2 separate regions of the Homo sapiens genome follow, and region 1 is linked to region 2. Evidence: chromatin contacts called from ENCODE Hi-C data. All regions are on one chromosome and are shown on one strand. Each heading gives the region's core, a stretch centred on a gene start or an enhancer-like site at or near the end of the contact. The rest is flanking DNA. Distances are from core to core; before and after follow the strand shown.

Region 1 (6,465 bases), core at 2,053-4,552, 1.0 Mb after region 2:
AGGGGTAGCCTCAAGTTTAGTCACTTGAAACCTATCCCTTTCCCAAAACAAACAAAACTGCTAAGATTTTCTTCTGGAATAATTTTATCTACTTCTAGGTAAAGGAAGAACTAAGAGAGACAGAAAGCATGATTTAGAATGTACAGGCCTAGGAACTATACTATTTGTGGATTTCAATGACATTTTTTTTTCTCATTGCAGAAAAAGGTCAAAAAGTAAACTGCAATTGCTTGTTTGATAAATTTTCTCAAATACATACGTAATAGGATCACCAAGTATTTTATCTCCAAGCTTCCCTGTTTAAAATATCATAAAGAAAGCTTACAGTCACTGAGGAAAAGAAAGGTTAAATTCCTATCACTTAAGAAGAATTTAATTTTAATCATTAAACCAGCCAGCTAGTATGACATTTAGATAATACTCATTTCCTTCTATTAGAATGTTCCTGCCTCTAAACTTATATACCTCAAAGAAAAGTCAAAGAATAGCACTTCTATGACACCCCGTCCCCACTATCCTGCACCAGAAAAGAATATGCAATCAAGTTAGATTTGGAGACCTAATACACCAGACACAGGGGCAAACCAACAAGCTCCATACTAACCAACCACGTGTCCAGTGAAGAAGTCCTGCCATTTTACAGTGTACTCGCTTTCGTTTTTACCATCCACCACCACGACCTTGAAATTTTGTGAAAAACGTTCAGTACTTGATGTCAGGTATAATTTAAAATGCCTGAAGAAAAATGCATTCATATTTTACTCTAAGCACACAAATTTTAAGTCTCATTTTCACATAATTAAACTTTCTTAAAAAGCCAGAAGCATTGACATTAATAAAACACTATGCAAGTTACAACTAAAGTCTTATTAGGTACTTAGAGCAATATATCTCCTGTAACGACAAATGAACTAATTTATTTAGCTATAAAAACAGCAGATCACAATAAACTCACACTAGGGTAAAGATATTCAAAGAACTTATACATTCATCTCTCCTGGAAAACACTGAAGAATAAGGAAACACACATGACTGCGTAGTTAAGTTGGAATCCTGATTATCTAAAAAAATTATTATCAAAAACTAATCCTATTATATACCATTTATTGAACACCTACTTGGTGTTAGGTACTATGCATCTATTATCCCCACTTCACACAAGTACAAATTGAGGCTTGGAAGCTAATCAACCTACTCAAAGTTACACAGCTAGTAAATGGTGAAACTGGGAAATAAACCTGGTTTATTTCAAAACCCTGTACTATGCTGTCTCTATCAAGCTGGGTGGACTATGAGAAAATTCTTATTGCTGTGCAAAATTAATAAATGCTGCTTTCTATATTTAAAAGTACTCATGCGGCCGTGCGTAGTGGCTCACGCCTGTAATCCCAGCACTTTGGGAGGTTGAGCTGGGCGGATCACGAGGTCAGGAGATCGAGACCATCCTGGCTAACACAGCGAAACCCCATCTCTACTAAAAATACAAAAATTAGCCAGGCATGGTGGCGGGTGCCTATAGTCCCAGCTACTTGGGAGGCTGAGGCAGGAGAATGGAGTGAACCCGGGAGGCGGAGCCTGCTGTGAGCCGAGATCGCCAGCCTGGTTGACAGCGCGAGACTCCCGCTCAAAATAAGAAAAAAAAAAAGTACTCGTGCTTTTTTTCCTCCTCAAAACAACATATCTTGCAAAAAAGTAACCCACAATTACAGTTAGGAAAATAAATACAAGGTATCTAAGACAGACATTAGAATATAGACTCCATTGGCACCAGAAGACAGGAAAAGAGGGGAGGGGAGGGGAGGGGAGGGGAGGAGAGGGGGAGGAGAGGGGAGGAGAGGGGGAGGAGAGGGGAAGGGGAGGGGGAAGAGAGGGGAAGGGAAGGGGAAGGGAGGGGAAGGGAGGGGAGGGGAAGGGAGGGGAGGAGAGGGGAGGGGGTATACACTTCAGTTCTTTAGTGGGCTTACTATTCTTTTTGTTGAGTTTCAGTCCAGTTCTTTAATTGGCTTACTATTCTTTTTGTTTTCTATGACTTTCCATCCTTACATGAAAACTAGGAGTGGTGAGCAAGACTTTCTCAAGTATTATTTATAGTCTTTCAATGTGTCCATGAACACCAAAGACAAAGAAAGGTATATTATTCATCTCACCCACAGAAACAAATTTTGTCAGCTGTTGTACTGAAAATATATTACTTCCCCATGGGATTGCAAAAGTCTTTAAACTACCGGAAAGAAATCTAGACTGGGACTATCTCCATGGCAACAAATATTTTTAACTTTTTGAGCATAACAAGGTAATTTTAGTTTGCTTGTGGTTTTTTAATGGTCAAAGGGAAAAGACAATAGAACATTATTTCGTAAATCCTTGGAACATTTTCTTCTGCTATCCTAAAACATATCTTCCCACACATTCTCAGTTATGATTTTTCCCTCCAGTTATGCTGAGAACTTTCAAAAGCATACTTATTATAAATGTCTTATTATTTTGTTTTAAAGCTAAGAGTTGCAACATTACTTAATGTTCTTTTCAGAAAGAAATCAGTGGAATTGCATTTTTCATTTGCTACATTAAGAATCTTTTCTAAAGATAAAGACCAAGCGATTATAAAATTCATGTTTTTTGATTTTCCAATATTAGCTTTTGAGTTATAAAACGTCCAACAGAATGTCAAAATTTCTTTTACTTTATCCTCCCAAAATTATGTGAAGTCATTTTCTTACAGATTTCTTTAACGTTTTATCTTTCTGACTTTTGACTTAAGAATTTACAGTAACTAAAGACCAGCTAACCAGTTTGAATTAACATTATTACCCTAACCATTTTTAATGGTCCATTTAGTCAGGTATATCACTTTCATTTCTTTATCAGTTCTAGACCTTCTCAAGTAATCTGATATATTTCACTTTTAGGAGAAACATTTAACTTTTTCCAAAAAAATTCAGGCAACATCAAAAAAGTATCAAAACAGTATATACTCCGCAGCTTTTTCGTTATTTAAAAATAAGATAATTTCTTGATTTTTTTTTTTTTTTGAGACGGAGTCTCACTCTGTCGCCCAGGCTGGAGTGCAGTGGCGCAATCTCGGCTAACTGCAAGCTCCACCTCCTGGGTTCACGCCATTCCCCTGCCTCAGCCTCCCAAATAGCTGGGACTACAGGCGCCTGCTACCACGCCTGGCTAATTTTTTGTATTTTTAGTAGAGACGGGGTTTCACCGTGTTAGCCAGGATGGTCTCGATCTCCTGACCTCATGACCTCATGATCCATCCAGCTCGGCCTCCCAAAGTGCTGGGATTACATGTGTGAGTCACCACGCCTAGCTGATAATTTCTTGATTTATAACAAAAAGGAAATGAAACTTGTAAGGCAAATTTTAAACAAGTTTCTTTTTTTCTTAAGTTACTTCAACTCTTCATACAACCTCTCAGTGTTTCTATGCTTTTTCAACCTCTAATAGTTACATCCAAATTTAATGCAATGATCTTGGTTTAAATTACTTTGCCTTCCACTGCTATCGAAAAACGGAATCTTCTCATTTACCATCAAGTAATGAGGGGTTTCATAGAGTTAATTCAGCCCTGATACAAACTGATTACTTCAGCTATCTTTGTTTTTGTTCTTGTTTTAAACTTTAATGACGCAATATGATAGAAAAGAAAGGGTATGGGCTTTGGAGTCTGACAAACTTGGCTTAAGTCCTACTTTCATTTACTCACTGTCCGACCTTGGCCTCAATCTTTGAATCCTAAGTATTTATCTACAAATGGAAATAATATCACCTAATAACTGAACGGTTTTGGGGATTAAAGGAAATAACCTATTTTAAAACACCTGGTATAAAATTCCATAGACTGTTAGATAAATTTCCCATTAAATATTTAGTATGGAAACTTTGTAAAATAAATTACATACTTCCCTGCTTTCTTACACAGAGAAAAGATAACAAGTGGCTACGATTTAATATTTTCTTAGGGAATCAATGTCATCTACGAAACTTGAAAGAGAAATATGTAAGGCTATGGAAGTTTTTGCCTCTAGAATACGGATTCTACAGGCCACTTCAAATCCAAAGAAACCCAAAAAGCTAAACTTTGAGTTCTTTTCATTTTATAGTTTCCTCACTCTTCCTTCGCTCCTACTTATTTCTTGCTACTATATCCACTTCTTCACCAAACTCTCCACCAGTATAGCAGAAATAACACAAGTTTTGGAGTCCAACCTTTGTTCAAATCTTGTATCTGTCATTTACTAGCTGAGTAATCTTGGGCAAGTTACTAAGCTGTCTAAGCCTTAATTTTTTTTTTTTTGTTCCTTCAAAAAAGGAATCACTTTTAGAGATAACTTATGTAAAATGCCAGTAAATTACAGAAAATAAGTACCTGATTAACTGTAGCTATTAATATTACCAATCTGCTCAAATTTGGTGTAAGTTGAAAGCTAATAACCAATACTATAATATTCTGACATAAAATCGAATAAAAAGAAGTCATTAAAAAATAACCTAAGGATAATTGCAATAGCTAGGAAAAATTAATTTGCATTAAAAATTTGCCTAAAATAACCACATGACAATGAACCAATCTCCTTAATATACTAAGCACTGCTACAATTCAGTAGTTAGAAAGACAAATTCAATAGAAAAATAGTCAAAAGAGATAAAAAGGCAGTTTACAGAAATATAAAACAAATTACTTACAAATATATAAAAAGATGCTCAATGTCACACAAAATGAAAATCAAAACAACTATAAAATGCCATGCCCTTTAGAGGGGTGACAGTTAAAGGCTGATAAACCTACTATTGGCAAAGATAACAGGAAACAGGTAAACTCATATATTGCTGCTGGAAGAATAAATTTGTCAAATCTCTTTGGGAGGAAAGAGCAATATCAATAAACATAGTATACATATCCTTGACCCAGTAATTCTCCTTCCAGGAATATATCCTATAAAAACACCTCATCAAGGTACACATTTACAAAGATACTCACTAGAGCACTGTTTGTTGTATTAAAAAAATCACTTTGGTTAAACAATATCCATCTGTAGTGTATTAGTCAGTATGTTGTTACAATTCTATGCAATAGGAATATTTATGCAGCTGTTTAAAATGAGGTAAATATGCTATCTATATCACCTATACACACACAGAGACCTATAGGCAAAAAACATGCATTAAAATATTTTGGGTCGGGCACGGTGGCTCACACCTGTAATCCCATCACATTGGGAGCCTGAGGCAGGTGGATCACCTGAGGTCAGGAGTTCAAGACCATCCTGGCCAACATGGTGAAACCTCATCTCTACTAAAAATACAAAAATTAGCTGAGCATGGCAGTGGGCTCCTGTAATCCCAGCTACTCGGGAAGCTGAGGCAGGAGAACTGCTTGAACCCGAGAGGTGGAGGCTTCAGTGAGCTAAGATCGTGCCATTGCACTCCAGTCTGGGCGACAAGAGCAAAAACTCTGTCTCAAAAAACAAAAAACAAAACAAAACAAAAAATTGGAAGTTTACAAAGGAAACCTCTCTGGGTCTGAGAAGTCTAACTGAGTTAGAAGTAAAAACTTTGCATATCCTCCATGGCTTGTTTTTTAAACCAGACGCACATATTCCTTTTATTTTTTAACATAGTTGAGAAGGCTTGTCCTATATAAAGAATAAAGATGGCCAGATGCAGTGGCCCCTGTCTGTAATCCCAGCACTTTGGGAGGCCGAGATCGTGGATCACTTGAGGTGAGGAGTTCAAGACCAGCCTGGCCAACATGGTGAAACTCTGTCTCTACTAAAAATAACAAAAATCACCCAGGCGTGGTGCTGTGCACCTGTAGTCCCAGCTACTTGAGAGGCTGAGGCACAAGAATCGCTTGAACCCAGGAGGCAGAGGTTGCAGTGAGCCAAGATCACACAACTGCACTCCAGCCTGGACGACAGAGCAAGACTCTCAAAAAAATAAATAAATAAAGAATAATTCAGTCAATTCTCCATGTGTCTGTTTTTTGATACTGAATAAAGCTTCCTAAAGACTTTAAAAAGAGGCCTGCAATTATTTAACATTTCAATGTGCAAAACAATACGTGGTATTAAAATTACTACTGAAATAGAACATATCCATCAATTTATGCTAAGAAGTAAGAGGAACTCAATGTAGAAAGAATATTAAATTTGGGCCAGGCATGGTGGCTCACACCTGTAATCCCAGCACTTTGGGAGGCCAAGATGGAAAGACCACCTGAGCCCAGAAGTTCAAGATCAGCCTTGGCAACATGGCAAGACCCTGTTTTTAAAAATAAATAAATATGAAGCAGGTTAAAGAATCCTGGAAACTAAGTAACTAGTTAGCTAAATAAATAAATAGAACAGTAAAATCTAGACCCAGCTCACCACCAGGCTGTGGGGTCCTGAACAAAATCTTTATCTCTTCATATATAAAGATAATATTTAGCACATGATTGATGGTTATAAAGTA
Region 2 (5,908 bases), core at 2,799-5,298:
TGCAGCAGGAGATGGGTACGTGACCCTATCCTGGCAATGAGATGCACAGGTGAGTTAGCCTGTGGCAGGGAGACAAGGGGCCAGGTGGCATCCAGGAAGCTCTTACTTTCCAGATTTAAAAAGAAAAAACAATGTGCCTGGCATTGGCCAGCCCCTTCCTCTTTTCTCATGCTTGGGTGTGATATTTGGAGCTGCAGCAGCCATCTTGGGACCATGGGGTAAAGAGTGTCGGGATAAAAAGCCAACACATTTTATGAAGGCACAGCAGAAGAGAAAGAACCCAGATCTCTAAAGACATTGTTCAGTGGATGAACACATACCCCCGGCTGCTAACCTCCATACATGGTGTTCCATGAGAAAAATAAAGCTCAATGTTTTAACCAGTGCTGGTCAGGTTTTCAGTTACTTATAGAAGAACCCATCCTAATTGATACAATATAGAAGCATCATTAGTGAATTTAATTTTCTTCAAATGGGTGCAGACTGGACAGTGCCCTGCACTTTGCTTTCTTCACTCAGCATGCACCTTTGCAATGTTTCCCATACCCATTCACGTAGGCCTAGCTCATTCTCAGCTGCTTCAGTTTTCTGCTGCACAGAACACATTATAAATAAAGCTGACATCCTACCAATGCACATTTTTATTGGTTGCTTCCAATTTTATCCTACTAAAACGAAGGCCACAAGAAGCATCTCTGTATCTACAACTTAGTGCACTTGTTTCTCTCTGTACAGTAATTTGTGGAAGAGGCAGGCCAGAGACCTCGCCCCTGGCCCCTGTCTTTGTCCCCTGCTCACTCCACGGACTGGGCACACTGAACCCTCCTTGGGTCTCCTGGGCCCACCATTGCCAAGGGCTCACATCTTGATTCCCCTTTTTCTCTACTCACTCTGCTGCCCATCCTGAACACTAGGACATCTACTACCTTGGCCAGAGCCTTGGGTTCCCCTAACCTACATCTCAGTTTGGGTAAGTGGCCTTGAGCTTCTTCCTCGGGGACTGAAACTAAGGCTTGCTCTCATCTGGCTCTCCCTGCAGCCCACTGCTGTCACCCAACCTCACCCCAGCACCTGGGTCTGCTCCCCAGCCCTGCACCATCCACCCCTTTCCAGAACCTGCCCCTTCCTGTTCAGATGAACAGGCCCACATCAGGCCGACTGCCAGGCAAGCTCCCACAGGAAACAGAACAAGCAGCCACACCCCACCTATAACCAGGCTCTGGCCCTGGTTTCAGCACCTGCAACCCACCCCAGAAATTCACACCAGAAACCCAACCTCACAGCCCAACCAAAATCCCATTTGCCACCAGAAGCTGACAAATGCCATTGCTGGGTAGAGGGACACACCAAGATGGAGGTCAGATATCTAAGAACACGCAAAACAGGCATGCAGATTTATGTACCAGCGAAAGCAGATGCATGGAACATTCCATCAGATCTGACTGGTTTATGCTCACCAGCCTGTGCCCAGCCAGCCAGGGCATGCTAAGAGCTGAAACACGCAGGGGAATGCTGTCAGCACAGATGTGCAGGTGACATTTTCAGGGTAAAATCCTGTCTTCTAGGGCAAAAAGCCATCTTCTCTGGCTGGCAGATTCGCAAGGCTGCTTGCATCCAGGCCACAGCCTGCAGTTCCCCCTCCAGCTCACTCCTCTTCACTCATCCCCACCAGCCAGCTACACCCAGGTCTTAGGGAACATCCAGAAGGCAGCGTCCTCTGAGACCACCTGGTCCAGTCCTCTGATTTTACAGATAAGAAAACTGAGGTCCAAAGAGGTCAAAAAAGTCACCCAGTTGCTTTGTGACAGGGCCAGGGACACAAACACTAAAGCCACCTTCATTGAGCACCTCCTCCTATGCTCCCAACTCTCCTTTGAGATATGTAGCATCGCTCCCTTTTCATTGATCAGAAATTGGAGGTTGATAGAGGTCAAGGAACTAGCTCCAGATCACACAGCTGGTGAGGAGCAGAGCTTGGGTACAAACCAGCCAGACAACCCTCCATCCAGGACTCCATCTGCCCCAGCTTTACTAAGGAGGCTTACATCCCCATGACACCACTCCTAGGACAAGAATGAAAACTGTGGGTAAGAGAGGAAGAGAGTGTATGCATTCACCAAAGGGAGGGTTATTATTAAGCAATGAAAATGCGAAAATAGTGTCTAAAACAGAATCTTGCAGGTGTTCAGCCATCTCCTTAAGCAAGGAAGTGCTCACAAAACAATGGATGGGAGCACATCAAAGGGACAATGGGGCCAAGCATGAGGCTCACGCCCCGTGGAATCCCAGCACTTTGGGAGGCTGAGGCAGGAAAATCACTTGAGCTCAGGAGTTCAAGACCAGCCTGGGCAACATAGTGAGACTTCTCCTCTACATAAAATCAAAAAAATCAGGCAAGCATGGTAGCACATGCCTATAGTCCCACCTACTAGGGATGCTGAGGTGGGAGGACCACTTGAGCCTGGGAATTCGAGGAGGCTGCAGTGAGCTATGATCTCACCATTATACTCCAACCTGGGCCACAAGAGTAAGACTCTGTCTCAAAAAAAAAAAAAAAAAGGAGGGGGGGCACCCAGATCCCGAAAAAGCTCCCAATGGCCAAAGTTGGAAGAGTATGAGCAACAAACTACTATTGGATTATAACCCAGAGAATACAATAAGTACCTATGAGCCAACATCGATATAAATAAATGATTGAACAAATAACAGGAAGAAGAGACAATCCACCCTTAAAGAAGAATTCCAAATAATTTATGTAGTTACCCACCTCTCGAAGAGGTGGAGCATGACTTTCCCTGCCCTCAGGTGTGGGCTGTGTTTGGTGACTTGCTTCCCAAGGGCAGGTCTGAGAAAGGAGTGGGGGAGGAGAGAACTTTGCTGGGAGAAACCCAACAAACACAGCTCAGCCAGAAGCTCAAGGTCATTGGCTGCGATCAGTCCTGTTGATAGGCACGCACCCTTGATTGCATACGATAAAAATGGCACTTCACCTCTGTGGGCTTCTCCCGAGAACCCGTAACCGCGGTCTAACCATAAGAAAAATATCAGATAGCCCAAACTGAAGGGCATTCTACAAAAATACCTGGCCAATCCTCACGACAGCTGTCAAGGTCATCCAAAACAAGGAAAGTCTGAGAAACTGTCATAGACCAGAGGAGGCCACCAAGATGTGACAACCAAATGCAATGTGGGATCCTAGAGGGGAATCTTGGGACAGAAAAAGGCCTTAGGGAAAAACTAGTGCAATCCACATAAACCGTGGCGCTTAGCTGAAAGAACCAACCAATGTTAGTTCCTTAGTGGTGAGGAACGTGCTAGGGAGATGCAAGCTGTCACAATGGGGAAACCAGTGAGGTGTGTCCAGGAATCCTCTGCGTTATCTTTGCAATGCTTCTGTAAATGCACAGCCGTTCGAAACCAAAGGTTGCTAGTTTATAAATACACCGAGATGAGATGTCCCACTATCTTGCTAGGGGAGTCGTTCCCAACTGACCACCCATGAGACTGGTTGGGGAGATTTTCAAAACTTTTCAAAGGCCCTGCCTGGGATGAAGTGAACAAGCATCCCTAGGCCTGCGGCCTGAGCATCAGGACCTTGACAAGATCCCCTGGTGATTCTACCGTGCATTAGGGTTGAAACCAGTGGCCAGGGTAGGACAGGAGTTAATTGCACAGGGCTTCCATGGAGTAAGATGGAGCTGGGAAAGGATGCTGGAACTCTTCAGGCTGCAGGAGAGCTGCATGGAACGGACTGCCGCCCCTCCCCGCATTACCTCTGAAGGGCTCCTTGTTGGAACCTGGACATCTCTCACTCCCCTGTCCTGGGTCAGCCGCTGCTGGCGGGATCAGGTGGTGGAAGGGTTCAAATTTCCCTTGGGTGTTAAAATGCAAAGTGACCCTAACCAGCCAGGAAAAGAGCAGGTGTCCTCTTTCATCCAGCTGGGGTCACTGTCCCCTAAGGGGCCCCAGGCTGGTCCTTCCTGTCTCACTGAGGTCTCAGACCTCATGCTCATTGGGACTTGGCTGAACTCCAGGCCGTCAGCCCAACAGCGCTAAAGCTACAGCCAAGCCGCAGAGAGCCGTGGCCTCCCACGCCCCACGTTGCTGGGCAGAGAAGGGAAGCATTTCAGACAGGCAGGCTGGCCCCTGGCCAGCAGGTCTCCAGATGCCATGCAACACACACCTGAGCAGGGTAAGAGAATAGGTGTGTGTCAACAGTATTTGAAAAAGAAAATAGCTGCACAAATACAGCACTTGTTAACACAGGTGTTTACAGGTGGAATTATTTTTCCAGGGCTGCTATCTCCCAGCCTTCTTTGTGCTTCTCAGCTCACACCTGCAGGGACTTTCCTACGAAGCCAAGGCACAAAGGGGAAGTGGATAGTCCGTATCGATTTTACCACGGAGGAGGTCAGCGATCAGCTTCAGGCCTGGCTAGTTTTCACAGTTTCCCTTGCTGGACTCACTTCCATGTTTTCAACCTGCTCTAACAGGATCTGGCCTGCGCTCCACTTCCTGCTTGGCTAAGGCAGCTGCTGTGACCACCCCAGGCAGTCACAGCAAGAAGCCATTTCCTGGGGCCAGGGCACGCTGGCTACTCTCGGGACATAATTATCTATCTGGTCCTTGTCTCCTCTCCCCCAGGAGAGGCTCAATGTTTGTATATTACAGATAAGGAAACTGACACACTTGTCTGAAGTCACAGGGCTAATAAGTGGAGGATGTTGTGCCGACATCAAACCAGGGAAGAACCCAAAGAGGCAGCTGCAAAGGGCTCCAGAAGTGTCTCCAAGATGACCCCCCCACCACCACCACCACCGCCCACACCAGGAGCAGCAGTGCTCTCTGTGGGACACCCAGAAGCACAGACATTCAACTTAAAATAGGATCTCATAGAATAAAGCAGTCCGTCAGGTGGTAACAAGTCCCAAGGTATTAAAAATTATAGAAGAGAAACTTAATGCCTCTGAACAGCACACTTACAAATGGTTAAGATGGTCATTTTTATGTTACGTGTGTTTTAACACGATTTTAAATTTTTAATTGACACACTTATGAAAGAGAAACTTAAAATGGAGAACGTTCTATTCCAGAGGGAGACCTAGCCAACTTGCATCACCAATTAGCCTGTTTTTGGTAAATGTACCCACTTTTTGCATTCTGAGAGAGAACTCTGTCCTCTGGAAAGACTTTCTCTTAGATGAGCCTTTTAATTCATGCAGATGTGGGCCGGAGTATTTGAGTATTTCCCGTTATATGGGGGAAGCACTAAAAGGTGAACTGCCCTAAATGCAGATTTCTCAGTGTGAGGTTTTAGGTGCTCTGCTTCACATGTAAAAGGCAAGACAGGGGACAGGAGTGAAGACAAGGTGGGGAGGGAACAGAAGAGCAGGCCCTGCTCCCCACCCCCAAGGCAGTGAGGAAACACCCCCACCAGCACCCTCTAAAAGGTTGGCACAGCAGGCAGGCTCCAGGAGGGGATGTAATCCTCCTCAGTAAAGCTGTTGAAGATGGCTGCCTGGGGACGCAGGGAGGGGCTCAGTCACACTTGGGGAGAGGCCAGACTGAAAGAGCAGGGCCAGCAGAGATGCTGAGATCCTCTCAGCCAGAGGCCACTTGTGGAAAAGTCCAACGGTACAATCTGGGCAGGAGGTGACAAGGGGCAAGCAGGGTGGACTGACTCCCAGGGTGCTCAGAGAAGCCTGGCAAGGTCCGAGTGTGCTGCAGGCCCCCGAGATGGCAAGTGGAGAACATGGAGACATTTGCCATTGGTAGCTTTTGATGTCCTTGTTCCTACAAGCCAGGGGGAAATGTCATGACTTGATTTTGGCAGCGAAACCCTTCAGCCCAACTTGAAGAGCAATGAGGCTTCCAAAAATGTTAAGAAACATTGCTCCATTCCAGCCTT

The links. A loop is a pair of places that touch in the nucleus more often than their neighbours do.
Region 1: a map with no recorded cell type shows a loop between it and region 2 (5-fold over the local background). The contact joins two enhancer-like sites. A Hi-C loop is called at or near these places in 2 of 37 single-sample maps with no recorded cell type.

Annotation. Positions count from the first base shown.
Region 1 is chr2:9,536,094-9,542,558 of GRCh38, forward strand. ADAM17 (ADAM metallopeptidase domain 17) reads right to left here. Exons shown (of 19, transcript NM_003183.6): 3 at 605-735. Among named protein-coding and RNA genes, the nearest start is that of ADAM17, 17 kb to the right of the region's middle. RefSeq lists an enhancer at 5,682-5,861. Within about 2 kb of position 3,303, at least 14 of the 41 ENCODE cell types and tissues checked have a DNase peak (open chromatin) inside an H3K27ac peak, as active enhancers do.
Region 2 is chr2:8,521,688-8,527,595 of GRCh38, forward strand. No RefSeq gene overlaps it. Among named protein-coding and RNA genes, the nearest start is that of LINC01814, 59 kb to the right of the region's middle. RefSeq lists a cis regulatory region at 3,343-5,064, enhancers at 3,547-3,616, 3,667-3,776, 4,657-4,716, 4,727-4,796 and a silencer at 4,518-4,707. Within about 2 kb of position 4,049, at least 21 of the 41 ENCODE cell types and tissues checked have a DNase peak (open chromatin) inside an H3K27ac peak, as active enhancers do.